Linked DNA regions of Homo sapiens: region 1 is linked to region 2. A link is a loop called in an ENCODE intact Hi-C map of the cell type or tissue named here. Cell type or tissue: heart left ventricle. All regions are shown on one strand. Links, peaks and the distances in the headings refer to the core of each region. The heading gives the core; the rest is flanking DNA.

Evidence for each region. Hi-C counts contacts between places; a loop is a spot of excess contacts. Peaks named below come from ENCODE experiments on the same cell type or tissue, not always from the same donor. Only the 100,000 strongest peaks of a DNase experiment are listed, where the experiment ranks them.
Region 1: a loop joins it to region 2, with 2.1 times the contacts of the local background. A loop is called at or near these places in 6 of 110 quality-filtered maps.

Annotation. Positions count from the first base shown.
Region 1 is chr2:28,683,670-28,692,382 of GRCh38, forward strand. It overlaps the pseudogene RNA5SP89. Among named protein-coding and RNA genes, the nearest start is that of PPP1CB-DT, 64 kb to the right of the region's middle. RefSeq lists a silencer at 754-1,048. In heart left ventricle, for the core only: no CTCF peak of the experiment used is centred there; a DNase peak (open chromatin) is centred at 8,412; H3K27ac peaks cover 35 bases.
Region 2 is chr2:28,732,088-28,740,800 of GRCh38, forward strand. The region is part of intron 3 of PPP1CB-DT (PPP1CB divergent transcript); the gene reads right to left. It overlaps LOC100505774 (a long non-coding RNA gene), which reads right to left and starts at 4,118. Exons shown (of 2, transcript NR_145832.1): 1 at 3,940-4,118. In heart left ventricle, for the core only: no CTCF peak of the experiment used is centred there; a DNase peak (open chromatin) is centred at 4,224; H3K4me3 peaks cover 1,837 bases; H3K27ac peaks cover 1,923 bases.

The DNA.
Region 1 (8,713 bases), core at 468-8,467, 49 kb before region 2:
CCAGAGAACAATTCTTCCTCTGTCCTTGGAAGGTACTGATGCCAAGAGAATGTTTTCATTTGGTTATTATCTCTTGTCTCCTCTTGAGGAGATGCCGTCGTGCCGGTTATCCAAGGCAAGGACCTGTGTGAGCACCTCAGAAGCAGAACTCAGTGATTCTGGAAGTAGAAGAGAGACTTTGTTTGGGTTTGAGGTCGCCAAAAACGTTGCGGGCCTACTATGTACAAAGCATGGTGCGGGATGTACAAAGCTGAAAAACATGCAATTCTTGACTTCAGGATAGTCCCTAAGACAAGAGAGTAATGAGTCTACAGCCATACCGCCCTGAATGCGCCTTATCTAGGAAGCTAAGCAGAGTCAGGCCTAGTTAGTACTTGGAAAAGAGACAAAAGAGTAAATAAATTGTGGTGAATAAAACAGGAGAAATAATCTGAAAGGAAGGTAGAACCCTAGACCATTAAGCGCTTGTTAAAAAAAAAAATAATAGTAATAATGATAACACCACCAGCAAAAAACAAAAACCCCTAGTTTTGGAGCAGAGGCCTGGTTGGAAAGAGAAGAGCCAGGTGCAGATATTTGATCCTCTCCACTCTCCCACAAAGAGCTCGGCACAGGATAAGGTCAAACACAAGAAGATCACCGCTTATCAGTGACACATCTGCTAAGCTGCAGTCAGCGCCCGTCTGCCTGCCTGCTACCCTCTGTAACCCGGCCCGCCTTATCAGGAGCTCGGTCTATTTCCGCAAGTGAGGGGCAGCACAGCAAGAAGACCGGGATGGTGGCTCCAGTATACATCAGGAAGATGGGGCACTCAGCAACAGCCCTCTAGGAGATCTCCATGGTGCCAGGGGCTTTCTACTCAGGCCACACTAGATAGGGCTTCCACGCTGAACTCTCCAAAAGCCAGTTTGAGTCATGTCAGTATCAGTCTGTCCCCAACCCTCAACCATCAGTGGCTGCTTCCCTGTGCCAGACTCCTATTTAAACTCCTCAGCCCAGCATCTGGTGCCCTTCACCATCTGACTCCAGTTTGCTCTTCCAGCCTCATCCCCAGTACTCGTGCTGGTTCCTTCACCTAGAACACCTTGCCCGCCTCACCCGGGCTCCACTGTTGGAGTCCTGCCCACTCTTTCAGATCTGCCTCAGATACCTTTTCCCTCAGAGAGACTTCCCTGATCCACCCAGAACCCCTTCTTCCTCCCTGCCCCACCCATTTCCTGAAATGACCTCGATCTCCTCTGACTTCTCCTGCATTTTAGACCTGGCTGGTATCACTTGTCACATCCCACCTAGGATTGGGTCTCTCTTATTCCATTTACTTGGAAGCTCCCTGAGGTGAGACTCTCTATTGTACTGTTCTCCATCTCCCATCTCCGGAGGTTCACATGCCAAAGGTTCTCTCCCTTAAAGGATGGACTCGCTGCCGTAGCTTCCACCATTTTGTCAAAGTGGTGGACTCCAAAACTCAAGTTCCTATCTCCAGACAGCTCTCTGAGCATTGGTGTTTGTACATCCAGTTAGCATCTTGGAATCAGCGTGCTATAGCCCCCATAATACCTGAACTTCCTTTACTAACATAAATCCAAAAGTGAAGTCTTCCTCCTCTTCCTTGACTTCCCTATTCCTGCCATGGTGTAGAATGTACAAAGCTGGGAAACATGCAACTCTTGACTTCAAGGTAGTCCCTTGAAGTCACTGCCCAGTGCAGCGGGGCTATTGAAACCCCATCCTGGCCCCCAAATGCTCACAGCCACTCATGGAATGGGCATTCTCAGAAAATTCATTCTTGAATGCCCTTTCACCCTACCCATGCCTGTCTCCCCTGTAGCCTTCCCCTGTAACCCATCCGTCTTTTTCAGGCCACTCCCTCCTGCATCATGCATGGAAGGACCCTGATATAGTTTGGATATTTGTCTCCGCCGAAATCTCATGTTGAATTGTAATCCCCAATGCGGGAGGCGGGGCCTGGTGGGAGGTGTTTGAATCCTGGGGGCAGATCCCTCATAGCCTGGTGCTGTCTTTGTGATAGTGAGTTCTTGCAAGACCTGGTCATTTATAAGCATATGGCACTTCCCTCTATTCTCTCTCTCTTGCCCGTGCTTTTGCCATGTGACACGCCTGCTCCCCCTTTGCCTTCTTCCATGGCTGTAAGTTTCCTGAGGCCTCCCTAGAAGCCAAGCAGATGCTAGCACCAGGCTTCCTGTAAAGCCTGCAGAAACATGAGCCAATTAAACCTCTTTTCTTTATAAATTACCCAGTCACAGGTATTTCTTTATAGCAATGCAAGAACGGCCCAATACAGACCCTCTTCCCTAGCTTTCAACTTTCTTGCTGTTTTCCAGCCTCAGACTTGAGTTTCCTCCTTTCCCAGGCCTGGCTGTGCCTGAGAATGAAGTAAAAGACCCCCTTTCAGTGGGGTCTTTGTCCTCACTCTGTTCCCTGCTCTTGGTGACCCTAACTAGCTCAGGCACGTCTCCAGAAGATGCCTTCAGTTGTCCAGGCTGAAAAGCCCAGAATCAGCTTTAACTCCTCTCTCTCCTTCAGTGCCCAGGCCCATTTACTCCTCTGGTATAATGACTTTGGAATCTCCCCCTTGGGTCCTATCACTCTTCTTTGTCAAGACCCTGAAACATGCATCAGTACCAATTACTCCTTCCCTCCATGGGCTCCCCTGAGTGAGGTCCTCCTTCCATTCTAGTCCTAAGCACTTGGCTTATGAGTCTGTGTCTCCCTCCATACTGTGAGGATGAAGAAGGGACTAATCAATCCTGTGTCCCCAGTGTCAACAAAGGTCTTTTTTTTTTTTTTTTTGAGACGGAGTCTTGCTCTGTTGCCCAGGCTGGAGTGCAGTGGCACAATCTTGGCACATTGCAACCTCTGCCTTTGGGTTCAAGCAATCCTTCTGCCTCAGCCTCCCGAGTAGCTAGGATTACAAGCGCCGGCCACCACACCCCGCTAATTTTTGTATTTTTAGTAGAGACGGGGTTTCACCATATTGGTCAGGCAGGTCTCGAACTCCTGACCTCAGGTGATCCTCCTGCCTCAGTCTCCCAAAGCTCTGGGATTACAGGAGTGAGCCACCGCCCTGGCCTACAAAGGTCTTTTTTATAGTAGGTGCTCAATAAATGAAGACATATTGGATGAGTGCCCGCCTGCCATGTGCAAAATCCAGTGTTAAGTGCTAGGGGAACCCAGAAGCCCTGCTGCCTGGAAACCATTAGATATGGACTTACAGGATGGATAATGTAAGAACAAAGTGCAGACTGGTGCTGCAGGGCTTCTGAGAAAGAGAAGGCGACCCAACAGCACACAGTAAAACAAATATACGGGGAGGAGCAGGGAAGTAGAGGGGAGAGCTCAAAAGGGAGAAATGGTGCATGGCTAATAAGAGACAATGAATAGACCGGTTTGGGGAGGCCAGGTTGGAGAAATGGGCGGAGTCCAATTGCAAGGGCTGATGAATACCAGGGTAATGGCAATGCCTTTAGCTAACTTTCATTGAGTACCTGCTGGATACCAAACACTAATTTATGTTTTGTTCATGGATTATCTCATGTATTCCTTATAGTCCTATGAGGCAATTACTGTGATTACACAGTCTGGGTATGATTATACCCACTTTGAGGAAAGAGGATGAGGAAACTAAAGCATGGAAAGGTTCTCCCACTCACCCAGGCCCACACAGTGGTTAAGTGGTAGAGAAGGGAAGGGTTCAAACCAATGACAACTTGGTGCAAGAGCCTACACTCTCAGCCACTACCCTCTCCAGTCACTCAGGTTAAGCCTTGGTCTTTATTCTGAAGGCAGCAAGGAGATATGGAAAATGGGGAGGAGGAAGAGGTGAGCAAGAAGAGTGACACACACCACTGGAGGTTCTGGAGTCTTCATCTACCAACTCTCTGTAGGGCACATTTGGAAAGGAAAAGGGAAAACTGAAGTCTAGGGGGTTAATTTAGAGGAAAGGGACAAAACAGTGCTATAGAAAAGCCCTGGACTTCAAAGGGAAACCTGAGTTTGAGCTCCATATCAGGACTTCATGGGCTACTCAGCCCTTTCTTAGGGACTCTGTTTTCCCATCTGTAAATGGAGAGAAGAACTGGGATCCCTGCCAGCTCTCAGGTTCTGTGGTTTGATGGGGATTTTGTAATGTGAGGAGATGGCCACCTCAATTAATCCACGGCATAGAATCAGCTAAACCCCGTCTCCAGCCTCACACCCCTTATGGAGCCTTCCTGATTACAGCCTCCAACTCCCGTCCCCGTGTCTGCACCACATGTTGGTGACTTGGCGTATACTGTCTCATGCCATTATGGGTCTTTGAAGATTATGTCCTCAGCTAAACCCACAGCCCCTGGAGGGCCAGGGGTGGTTTTGTCTTGTGTTTCTCCATGGGTTTTTCTCTCGGCATTTAGTTCTGTGCATATTATACAACAGACCTTCACTAAAGTCATATTGGGTTTTAAATAACCCACAGGGTGTACAGGTCAGAAGTTACCCTGCCCCGGGCCAGGTGCAGTGACTCATGCCTGTTATCCCAGCATTCTGGGAGGCCAAGGAGGGTGGATCACCTGAGGTCAAGAGTTCAAGACCAGCCTGGCCAACATGGTAAAATCCCATCTCTAATAAACATACAAAAAAATTAGCTGGGCATGGTGGCACATGCCTGTAATCCTAGCTACTCAGGAGGCTGAGGTGGGAGAATAAATTGAACCCAGGAAGCAGAGGTTGCGGTGAGCTGAGATCGTGCTAGTGCACTCCCACTTGGGTAACAGAGCAAGACCCTGTCTCAAAAGAAAAAAAAAAAAAAAGAAGACGGTCCCCTGCCTGTGTTTTTAGGCCTGTCATTTACATCTGTGCCAGACAACCAGGACATATCCTGTGACAGAGTTGTAAACTGCAGAGGCTTTGTACCCTTGTCACAGTCAACAGGCATCTTCCCTGGATTCAAGGCCAACAATGCTGCTTCTTGGATGTAATGTTTAATCTCATCTATAAAATAACACTAGCAATCCCTACCTCTGAGTGTGGTTGTGGGGACTGAATGATGTTATATGTGTTTATGTATTTTGCATCCTATAAAATACTACATCAATATAAGGTCATGTAAATTCTCCAAGGCACTGAGCTGTATTTGCCCATTTTCACAGTGCTATAAAGAACTGCCCAGGACTGGGTAATTTATAAAGAAAACAAGTTTAATTGACTCACAGTTCTACATGGCTGGGAAGGCCTCAGGAAACTTACAATCATGGAGGAAGGTGCAGGGAAAGCAAGACACGTCTTACATGGTGGCAGAACAGAGAGAGAGAGCAAAGAGGGAAGTGCTGCCTTTAAACCAGCAGAGCTCAAAAGAACTCACTCACTATCATGAGAACAGCATGGAGAAAACCGCCCCCATGATCCAATCACTTCCCACCAGGTCCCTCCCTCAACAAGTGGGGATTTCAATTCAAGATGAGATTTGGGTAGGAACACAGAACTAAACCATATCATGAGCCAAGTTCAAGTTCTGACTCCAAATTGCATGGCTTTGAACTAGCCATTTAATCTCTAGTCTCTTCTACTGCATATGGATCATACCCCTTTAAAATTGTGCTCAAATTTTACATGCCCATTCCCACCCCTCCCCTACTTTCAGGCTCCAGGGATTAATTTCTTTCTCAGCCCTCACAGCCTGGCTTAAAGCCCTGATGCCCGCTCAAGTCAGAATTGATTCTCTCTCCTTCTGGGCCATCATTTTGGATGATCTCTACCTCTTCTCCAAATAGCTTCATCCTGATTATATAGCCATCTTCCAGGGTCAGCAAACTTTCTCTATAAAGGTCCAGATAACAAATAGTTTGGCTTTGTGGGTCACATGGCCTCTGTTGCAACTACTCAATTCCACCGTCGTTGTGTGAAAACAGCCGTAGACAATATGTAAATGAATAGACATGACTGTGTTCTAAAAAAACTTTTTATTTACAAAACAGGGGGCAGACACGGTGGCTCACATCTGTCATCCCAGCATTTTGGGAAGCCAAGGTGGGAGGATTTCTTGAGGTTAGAAGTTCAAAACCAGCCTGGGCAACATAGCGAGACCTCATTTCTACAAAAAATTAAAAATTAGCTGGGTGCAGTAGCACACACCTGTAGTGCTAGCTACTCAAGAGGCTGAGATGCGAGGATCACTTCAGCCCAGCAGGAAAAGGCTGCAGTGACCCATGATTGCACTACTGCATTCCAGCCAGAGCAACAGAGCAAGACTCTGTCTCAAAAATAAACAAATAAATAAAAATAATTAGCCAGGCGTGGTGTCATGTGCCTGTAGTACCAGTTAGTCAGGAGGCTGAGGCAGGAGAGGATCACTTGAGCCCAGAGTTGAAGGTTGCAGTGAGCTATGATCACACCACTGCCCTTTAGCCTAGGAAACAGAACAAGACCCAGTCTCAAAACAAAAAACAAAAAAATGAGTACTGGCAAAATTGACCCTCAGGCAGTAGTCTTCCCACCCCTGCTCTAGATCGTCACCTCCCAAAAGTACTAACAGAACATTTATTTATTTTTTACTGGAGATGGAGTCTCCCTCTGTCGCCCAGGCTGGAGTGCAGTGGCACGATCTTGGCTCACTGCAACCTCTGCCTCCTGAGTTCAAGTGATTCTCCTGCCTCAGCCTCCTAAGTAGCTGGGACTACAGGTGCATGCCACCACGCCCAGCTAATTTTTTTTGTATTTTTAGTAGAGACAGGGTTTCACCATGTTGGCCAGGCTGGTCTCGAACTCCTGACCTCAAGTGATCTGCCTGCCTCCGCCTCCCAAAGTGCTGTGATTACAGGCATGAACCACCACATCTGGCCCTAACCGGATCTTTTGTTTTTGTTTTTGTTTTTGTTTGAGACAGAGTGTCACTCTGTCACCCAGGCTGGAGTGCAGTGGCACAATCTTGGCTCACTGCAACCTTCACCTCCCAGGTTCAAGCAATTCTCCTGCCTCAGCCTCCTGAGTAGCTGGGATTACAGGTGTGTGCCACCACGCCTGGCTAATTTTTGTATTTTAGTAGAGACAGTGTTTCACCATGTTGACCAAGCTGGTCTTGAACTCCTGACCTCGGGTGATCTGCCCGCCTCGGCTTCCCAAAGTGCTAGGATTACAGGCATGAGCCACTGCGCCCGGCCCCTAACAGCATCTTATTCATCTCTGTATTCTCACTCATAGCCTTGAGGCCAAGCACAGAGTTTAACCCCAAGAGGTCTCAAAAAATAAATAAATAGCAGTAATAAAAATAGTGCCTTTTACTGAAGCCTCATAAGGTACAAAATACAGACAGTCCCCAACTTATGATGGTTAGACATACAATTTTTTGACTTAACATTAAGTTTATCAAAGAGCTTCTTATGACTTACAGTGGGATTACAGTTTGTACTGAATACTTACTGCTTTTGCATCAGGATGAAGTAAAAAAGTTATAAGTTGAACCACCATAAGTCGGGGACCATCTGCTGTGTTACCAGCATCAAATGCATTTTCAACTTCAGATATCTTCCACTTCTGATGGATTTAGTGGGACACAGCCCCATCACAAGTCAAGGAGCATCTGTACTTGGAACTCTATAAGTTTGTTTTTCGTTGCTGTTGTTGTTTTTTGAGACGGAGTCTCCTTCTATCACCCAGGCTGGAACGCAGTGGTGCAATCTTGGCTCACTGCAACCTCCATCTCTCGGGTTCAAGCCATTCTGCCTCAGCCTCCTGAGTAGCTAGGACTACAGATGTGTGCCACCACGCCCCGCTAATTTTTGTATTTTTAGTAGAGATGGGGTTTTGCCATGTTGGCCAGGCTGGTCTCGAACTCCTGACCTCAGGTGATCCACCCGCCTCAGCCTCCCAAAGTGCTGGGATTACAGGCATGAGCCACTGCGCCCAGCCAAGGTTGGTATTCATTATTCCATTGTACATATGAGGAAAATGAGATCAGGTAATTTGTCCAAGTCTGCACAGCTGGTAAGTATCAGAGCAGGAGATCACACCCAGGTCTATGCAAAGCATAGCTGCCATGTCACACTACATGCGTTTGCAAAGGCTCATTGGATTAACTATGAGGGATGAGGTTGAGCCAGGTATCTTCTAGTCTCCCAGCAGTCAGCAAAAGAATCGTCAAGTCCCAGCCTGGCTTCCAGTGTAGTCACAGGCTGTCCCACTGGGCTGGGGAAGCACAATTTGACATGCTCTTTTGTCTTCTTGTCACTTGCCCAGAGCTAGTCCCCGCATCTGCTCTGACACACACAGCTCAGCAGCAGGCATAGTGACCTCTGAGTATAAGCACAGGCTGTCTGGGGGGCTAAGCCATTGTGTGCCCAACAGTCCATTCTTTCTCAGAAGCCCAGAGAGTGAGGACAGCTGTGAGCGACCTCCAGTCTGCTGGAGTGGAGCCAGCATTCCACACACGGCAACAGCCAAAAGGAATTTATGGGAAGAGGGAGAGCGGGAGGTGGGGTCAGGGGCCAGATCTGAGTTCAGTTACCCAACTTCCTGCTGCCCAATGCTGTCTCAAATCATGGTAGGATCCCAAGCCTTAAAGGGACAAAGATAGAAGCCAGGAAAGCAGTTTTAGGGAGCAAGACTGAGGGTACGTACCATGCCTTCAAAGTAAATCATCTCCTCCCCTCAACCCTAGACACACACACACACACACGCACACAAACACACCTTCCAGGCATGGAGAATAATGTGGACTCCA
Region 2 (8,713 bases), core at 551-8,550:
GCTCATGCCTGTAATCCCAGCACTTTGGGAGGCTGAGGTGGGTGGATCATCTGAGGTCAGGAGTTCGAGACCAGCCTGGTCAACATAGTGAAACCCCGTCTCTACTAAAAATACAAAAAATTAGCTGGGCATGGTGGCGGGTGCCTGTAATCCCAGCTACTAGGGAGGCTGAGGCAGGAGAATCATTTGAACTTGGGAGGCAGAGGTTGCAGTGAGCCGAGATCACACCATTGTACTCCAGCGTGGGCAACAAGAGTGAAACTCTGTCTCAAAAAAAAGAAAAAGAAAAAAAAAAGAAAGGCTATTTTCATTAAGCATTGGAAGCCTGATACAGCCTTTTTTCACTACAAGGACATACAGTACCAGCTAGGCCGATGACCTGCTATGTGGCTGGACAGGGAAGGCCAATCAATGCTGGAGAAACACTGGAAAATTTCAACTCCCAGCCTCTCCTTTTCCTAGGTCTAGGCCACTATTTCCCAAAGAGTGGTCTAATGGCCTCCTACAGTTGATTTGCCTTGGGGATTTATTTTAATTTTTGTTTATTGTTTTTTCTTAAAGAATGGGTCTTATCACCCAGACTGGAGTGCAGTGGTACAATCATAGCTCACTGCCACCTCAAACTCGTGGGCTCAAGCAATCCTCCCACTTCAGCCTCCCAAGGAACTGGGACTACAGGTACGTGCCACTGCATCCGGCTAATTTTTAAACTTTTTGTAGACACAAGGTCTCACCATTTTGCCCAGGCTGGTCTCAAATTCCTGGCCTCAAGTGATCCTCCTACCTGAGCCTCCCAAAGTTCTGGGATTATAGGTGTGAGCCACCACACCTGATCCCAGGGATTTATTTTTATTTTTTATTTTTGGAGACAGGATCTCACTCTGTCTCCCAGGCTGGAGTGCAATAGCATGATCACAGCTCACTGCAGCCTCAGTCTCCCAGGCTCAAGTGACCCTCCTGCCTCAGCCTCCTGAGTAGCTGAGACTACAGGCATGTGCCACCATGCTCAGCTAATTTTTTAACTTTTTGTAGAGACAGAGTTTCCCTATGTTGACCAGGCTGCCAGGGATTTATTAAAAATGCATGCATTTTTCTTTTTCTTTTTTTTTTTTTTTGAGACAGAGTCTCGCTGTGTCACCAGGCTGGAGTGCAGTGGCACGATCTTGGGTCACTGCAACCTCCAACTCCCTGGTTCAAGGGATTCTCCTGCCTCAGCCTCCTGAGTAGCTGGGACTACAGGCATGTGCCACCACACCCAGCTAATTTTTGTATTTTTGTAGAGATGGGGTTTCACCGTGTTGGTCAGGATGGTCTCAATCTCCTGACCTCGTGATCTGCCTGCTTTGGCCTCCCAAAGTGCTGGGATTACAGGCGTAAGCCACCGTGCCCAGCCAAAATGCACTTTTCTAGACCCCATCTCACACTTCTAATCAGAAGGTCTGGTCTTGAGCTAAGATATGAATTTTAACTAGCTTTCTGGAGAAGTGTAATGCACAATAGTGTTTTGAAAACCACTGCTAGCTGGTAAGCTGTATAACCATAAGCAAGTTAGCGTTACTGAACTTCTCTACGTCTCAGTTTCTTTGTCCACAAAATAAGGATAATAGTAGGTTCTATCTTCCAGGGTTATTGGTGGGATCAGATGAGTCAAGACATATAAAGCTCTTAGAACAGTGTCTAGCACCTAGTAAGCCCTCAATGATGGCTATTAGTATTTTCACCATTAGCATCATCTTTTTTTTTTTTTTTTTATGAAGTCTCGTTCTGTTGCCCAAGCTGGAGTGCAGTGGCGCCATCTCAGCTCACTGCAATCTCTGCCTTCCCGGTTCAGCGATTCTCCTGCCTCAGCCTCCTAAGTAGCTGGAACTAGAGGCGCATGCCACCATGCCTGGCTAATTTTTGTATTTTTAGTAGAGACGGGGATTCATCATGTTGGCCAGGCTGGTCTCGAACTCCTGGCCTCAGGTGATTCCCCTGCCTTGGCTTCCCAAAGTGCTGGGATTACGGGCGTGAGCCACCATGCCCGGCCCATCATTTTCATTTTCATTATTCAGCCCACCACATTTTTGTTTGCTCACAGACTTGATTTTTTTTTAATCAAGCAAAACCTAATGCATTGATTACTACATAAAGGGAGACTACACCCTTGACAGAGTCTTAGTGCCATCTCCCAGATCGGTTTTTATTGACAATATTTCAGGGTTTCTCCCTCTCAAGAATGGAAAAGATAGTATCCTAAGCCATCTCCACATTATGAAGCAGGATGGATTTATTTTAGAAAGGTTTCCAGTACAGACATTGTGATTCATACTTGTAATCCCAGTGCTTTGGAAGGCTGAGGCAGGAGGACCACTTAAGGCCAGGGGTTTGAGACCAGCCTGGGCAACACAGCAAGACCTCATCTGTCCAAAATATTTTTAAAAGTCATGTGCCTATAGTCCTAACTACTTGGGAGGCTGAGGTGAGAGGATCGCCTGAGCCCAGGAATTCAAGCCTGGAGTGAGCTATGATCACACCACTGTACTCCAGCCTGGGCAACAAAGCGAGACCCTGTCTCTAAAGAAAAAAAAAAGTTTCTAATGGTATTCATAGTGTTTGGCTTAAGGCTTACATTTGATCAGAGTTTGGCACATTTTTTCCCTATCTTGAAAGTTGTTTTGCATCTTAGTTGTGGGCTAAAAGTTCTCTATTTGCTGACAATAGCAACATACCAACTTGTTTAGTGTCATTCCTCCAAATGCCACTTGTTATAAATCACCTCATATTTATACTTTCCTTTTAAAAATGAACAAAATGGCTGGGCACAGTGGTTTACGCCTATAATCCCAGTACTTTGGGAGGCCAAGGTGGGCGAATCTCCTGAGGTCAGGAGTTCGAGACTAGCCTGGGCAACATGGCGAAACCCCATCTCTACTAAAAATACAAAAAAATTAGCCAGGCATGGTGGCGCATGCCTGTAATCTTGGCTACTCGGGAAGCTGAGGTGGGAGAATCACTTGAACCTGGGAGGCAGAGGTTGTAGTAAGCCGAGATTGCACTACTGCACTCCAGCGTGGGCCACAGAGCAAGACTCCATCTCAAAAAAAATAAAAAATAAAAAATTTTAAAATTTTAAAAAATTAAAGTGAATAAAATGTAGAAATAGAGTCCTCTAAATTGTCTGGGTGGCAGTGATTCTAACTAAATGAGGGAGGATCTTGGAGTTGCCATGCCAGTATATTTGGAAGTAGAGTACCAAAAAACAACTTCAAAATTTGCTTTGTAACTTGCCAGAGTTTGTAAGTAGAACTTAGAACACCACCATTTCTGTCAACTGTCTCTTCATCTGAATACTTCAAAGTGGGTTATGAACATTAATTAAGCCTCTAAGCATCCCTGTGATGTGGATAATTATACTAGCCATCCCTGCCTTTTGGATGACCACAGGAAAGGAGGAGGAGGTTACCTGAAGTGAATTCCCCAGGTTAAGCTGATTTGGCAGCAAAACCACCCAGGGAACTTTTTATGGTTGCAATCTAAATAATTCTGCACCTGCTTTCCCCAAACATAAATATAACTTTTTTTTTTTTTTTTTTTTTTACAGTCTTGCTCTGTTGCCCAGGCTGGAGTACAGTGGCAGGATCTATGCTCACTGCAACCTACGCCTCCCCGGTCCAACAGATTCTCCTGCCTCAGCCTCCTGAGTAGCTGGAATTACAAGCGTGTGCCACCACAGCTGGCTAATTTTTGTATTTTTAGTAGAGACAGTGTTTCGCCATGTTGGCCAGGGTGGTCTTGAACTCCTGACCTCAAACAATCCACCCGTCTCGGCCTCCCAAAGTGCTGAGATTACAGGCATGAACCACCGCACCCAGCCTCCCCAAACATAAACATAACATTTTTACATGAGTTGTTGAAAAAGGAATCCAAATTTACCAAATCAGTAATTAAAAGTCTAACCTGGTGAAGAGAAAACGCAGGTATACCCTGGGATTAGTCAGAGTTTAGCTGCTCAGAGTTCCTTTCTGTCCAGTCTGCTTCCCAGTGGACTTTTGTCCTTCCCTCTTATTTCCATTTCCCAATAAACTGAGAGCCCACAGTGCTGGCCTGTAGTGTGGGAAACAGCCTGAGTTACTGATGCCAGGCATGGCCTAAACAGTCTCCTGTGGGAGAGCTATGCCTACCGGATCCAAAGTGTCTACTTGGCTCCACCCCATTTCACTCGTGTGCCAGTTTCTGCTAAACATAGCCCAGCTCCCAGCTGGCAAGGCTCTGAACTATTTTTAGCTGGGTCCAGGGCTCAGGCCAAGAGATCTAGATAGGTAGCTGAGATTCAGCTCTAGTGTTTTAAAAATAATAACCTTTATTGTTTTTCTTCTCATTATAATTTATGTTTCAGTTTAGACTTTTGGAAATATAGCCGAGAAAAAGGTGTGACCATTTAGAAAACAGCAAAAAGAAGAAAATTAAAATTTTCTGTAATACTCTTTATCAAAGTATAATATATACAGCAATGTGCACCAATCTTAAATATACATTTTGGTACACTTTTATGTAATTATATTCTTGTTTAACTGCCACTTTGATCAATATGAAGAAGACTCCACATAGTGGGACACCATCTCTACAAAAAATTTAAAAATTAGCCGGGCATGGTGGCACACACCTATGGTCCCAGCTACTTAGGAGGCTGAGATGGGAAGATCACTTGAGTCCGGGAGGTGGAGGTTGCACTGAGCCATGTTCACGCCACTTCCCTTCAGCCTGGGTGACAGAGCAAGATCATATCTTAAAACAAAACAAACAAACAAAAAGACAAAAAGAAAAACAGGACATTCCAGCACTCCAAAAAGTTCTCATTCGTCCCTTCCCAGCCAATATCCCTATGACCCAGAGATAAACCCTATTCTGACTTATATCACTTTTGATTAGTTTTACCTATTTTGAATTTCATAAAAATGAAATCATATGTACTTTTTTTTGAAAAAGGGTCTCACTCTATTGTCCAGGCTGGAATGCAGTGGCATGATCACAGCTCACTGCAGCTTCAACCTCCCTGGTTTGGGTAGCTGAGACCATAGGTACATGCCAACATGCCTGGCTAAATTTTTTTATTTTACTTTTGGTATAGATGGGGTCTCACAATGTTGTCCAGGCTGGTCTTGAACTCCTGGGCTTAAGCAAACCTCCCACCTTGGCCTCCCAAAGTACAGGATTACAGATGCAAGCCACCGTTCCCAGCCCATATATACTTTTTAAGTCTGTCTTTGTTCACTCATAATGTCTGTGGGGTTTATCCATGTTGTTACATGTAGTAGTAGATGGTTTTTTTGTCTGTTTTTACTGTGTAAAATTCTACCACATGAATACACTATAATTTATTAGTTCCCCACTGAGACTTATTTGGCTTATTTCCAAAGTTTGGTTATTAAAAATAAAACTGTCATGAACATTTTGTCCACATATTTTAATGGTCATATGCATTCATTTTTGGGGGTATATACCTAGGAGTGGAAGTGCTAAACCACAGAGAAAGCTTCGATCTAGCTTTCATAGATGTGCCAGTTTTCCAAAGTGGTTGCACCATTTTACAGTCCCACCAGCAATGTGTAGAAGTTCTAATTGCTCTATATCCTCATCAACACTTGATATCATCAGTCTTTTTAATTTTAGCCATTGTGGAGAGTGTGGGTTGGTATCTCATTGTGATTTGCATTTGCATTTGCCTGGTGACTAATGATGTCTTAAGTACCTTTTTCACATACTTACTAGATATTTGGACATCCTCTTCTGTGAAATGCTTGTTCAAGTGTTTTGCCCATTTTATAATTGGGTTGTCTGTCTTTTCCTTATTGGTTTATAGAATTTAAATTCTTCATTGGAGAGAGAAAGAGAGAGGTGGATTGCAAATACTTTCTCTCAGTCTGTGACTTGCCCTTTCGAAAAAGTTCTTATTTTTAATGAATCCAATTATCAATCTTTCCTTTTATGGTTAGTTTTTTTGTTTGTTTGTTTTTGGTTTTTGTACCTTGTTTAAGAAATCTGGCTGGGTGTCATGGCTCACGCCTGTAATCCTAGCACTTTGGGAGGCCGAGGCAGGCAGATCATTTGAGGTCAGGAGTTCAAAACCAGCCTGGCCAACATGGTGAAACCCCGTCTCTACTAAAAATACAAAAATTAGCTGGGTGTGGTGGCAGGCACCTGTAATCCCAACTGCCCAGGAGGCTGAGGCAGGAGAATCGCTTGAACCTGGGAGGCGGAGGTTGCAGTGAGCCGAGATCACACTACTGCACTCCATCCTGGGCAATAGAGACTCCATCTCAAAAAAAAAAAAGAAAAAAGAAATCTTTGACTGCCATAAAGTCATGAAGATATTCTTCCATGTATTCTTCAGAAGCTTTATTGTTTTGCCATTTAGGTCTATGATCCATCTCAAGTTAATTTTTCACATATGGTATGAAAAAAGGCCAAAGCTCATTATTTTTTTATAAGACTATCCAATTACTCCAGAATCATTTATTGAAAAGACCATCTTTTCCCCACTATATATATGTGAGTCTATTTCTGAACTCTATACTCTCTTCTATTGATTTGTCTGTTCTCGTACTAATATCACACTGTCTTAATTACTGTAATTTCATATTAAATTTTAAAATCTGATAGTATAATCCACCAACTTTGTTCTTTCTCTTCAAGATGGTCTTGTCTATTTTAGATCTTTTGCGGTTCTATATACATTTAAGAGTCAACTTGTCAATTTGGGGGTTTTGGGGGGGTTGTTTTGTTTTTGTTCTTTGTTGTTTTTTTTTTTTTTTGAGATGGAGTCTCACTCTGCTGCCCAGGCTGGAGTGCAGTGGCGTGACTTTGGCTCACTGTAACCTCCACCTTCTAGATTCAAACGATTCTCCTGCCTCAGCCTCCCCAGTAGCTGGGATTATAGGTGCCTGCCACCATGCCCAGCTAATTTTTGTATTTTTAGTAGAGATGAGGTTTCACCATGTTGGCCCAGCTGGTCTCGAACTCCTGACCTCAGGTGATCTACCCACCTCAGCCTCCCGAAGTGCTGGGATTACAGGCATGAGCCGCCACGCCTGGTCTGGAGCCTTCTCCATTTTAGCGGGAAAGAATAGACCATATTCATTTATTCCATGAAGTTTGGATTGTGAAAATTGAAGGAGAATCTCAAACTTGAAAAACTAACAAGGAAAGATATCTTGGAATCATCTTGGACTCATCATTCTCCTTTGTCCCCCTGTGAATCCTGGGCCACCAACTTCTGGCAATCCCAGCTCAAAGGCAACTCTAGATGCTTCCTCTTCTTCATTCCCATCACTGTGGAGTAGCCTGGGTCAGCCCATTCCTGCCAAACCTGGTCTGATACCAGGCGAAGAATATACTGTTCTTCGCTCATTCTGCTGTTTCTCTGATGAAACATTTTGAGAAGGGATTCTTTAGGATTTTCTAAGGCAATGGCTTCCTAAGCAGTCGTGCTGCTTCCACTCATTTCCATCACCTTCTGCTGTCAACCTTCTTGTGGCTCCCAACACACTCCAAATGTAATCCAGTGTCCTTGACACAGCTCGCTCCATCTGGCCCTTCTCTACTTCTGACCTCTTCTTCTATTCCTCCAACCTTTCTACCTAATTGCTGTTCTTCATCTATGCCAAGCATGTTTCCAGCTGGGGACCTTTACAAGGTGGTTATTTTTCCTGGAAATAATCACCCCTTCCTGAACCCACTCTCGGATATTTACATGGCCCACATTCTCATTTTTTTGCAGATTGCTGCTTATTTATTTACTTATTTATTTATTTTCAGATGGAGTCTTGCTCTGTTGCCCAGGCTGGAGTGCCATGGCTTGATCTGGCTCACTGCAACCTCCACTTCCCAGGTTCCAGCGATTCTCCTGCCTCCGCCTACCGAGTAGCTGGGACTAAAGGTGCCCACCACCTTACCCCACCAATTTTTGTATTTTTAGTAGAGACAGGGTTTCACCATGTTGGCCAGGCTGGTCTTGAACTCCTGACCTCAAGTGATCCACCTGCCTTGCCTCCCAAAGTGCTGGGATTACAGGTGTGAGCCACTGTGCCCAGCCAGATTGCTGCTCATGTGTCACTTCCTCAGAGAGATCTTCCATGACAACCCTGTTTAAAGCAGCATTCTTCTCCATCCCAACCTCTTACCCTGCTTCATTTTTCTTCCTAGCCTTCAGCACTACACACACACACACACACACACACACACACACACACACACACACACTCTCTCCTAGAGACTCTCCTAGAGAACCAATGATTCTGGTTTACCCAGGGGGTTCCTGGGCAGAATTTGAGTGCTAAAAGCAGGAATGTCCCAGGCAAACTGGAATGGATTGGTCACTTCTCCCCTCCTATCAGAATATAAGTTTTATGAGGGAAAGAGCTTTATTTCATTCTCCACTTTCTCCCCAGCACATGACACAGTGCCTGGCACAGAGTAGGTGCTCATAAATATTTATTGAACAAATGAATGCATGAATAATTTCTTATTTCAAACAACATCTGGATTAAACTCTCTGACCTAGCATTCCAATTTCTTCTTGACTTCCCCATCTTAATACCCCACCCTATTTCCTACCACTTCCTCTGATGCACCCTCTGCTCCAGGGACCCCAGTCTCCTCTCTTTCACAATCCCTTCACATGAAGAGCCCTCCCCTATCTCTTCTAGCTGAATCAGTCTCTTTCACATCTTTT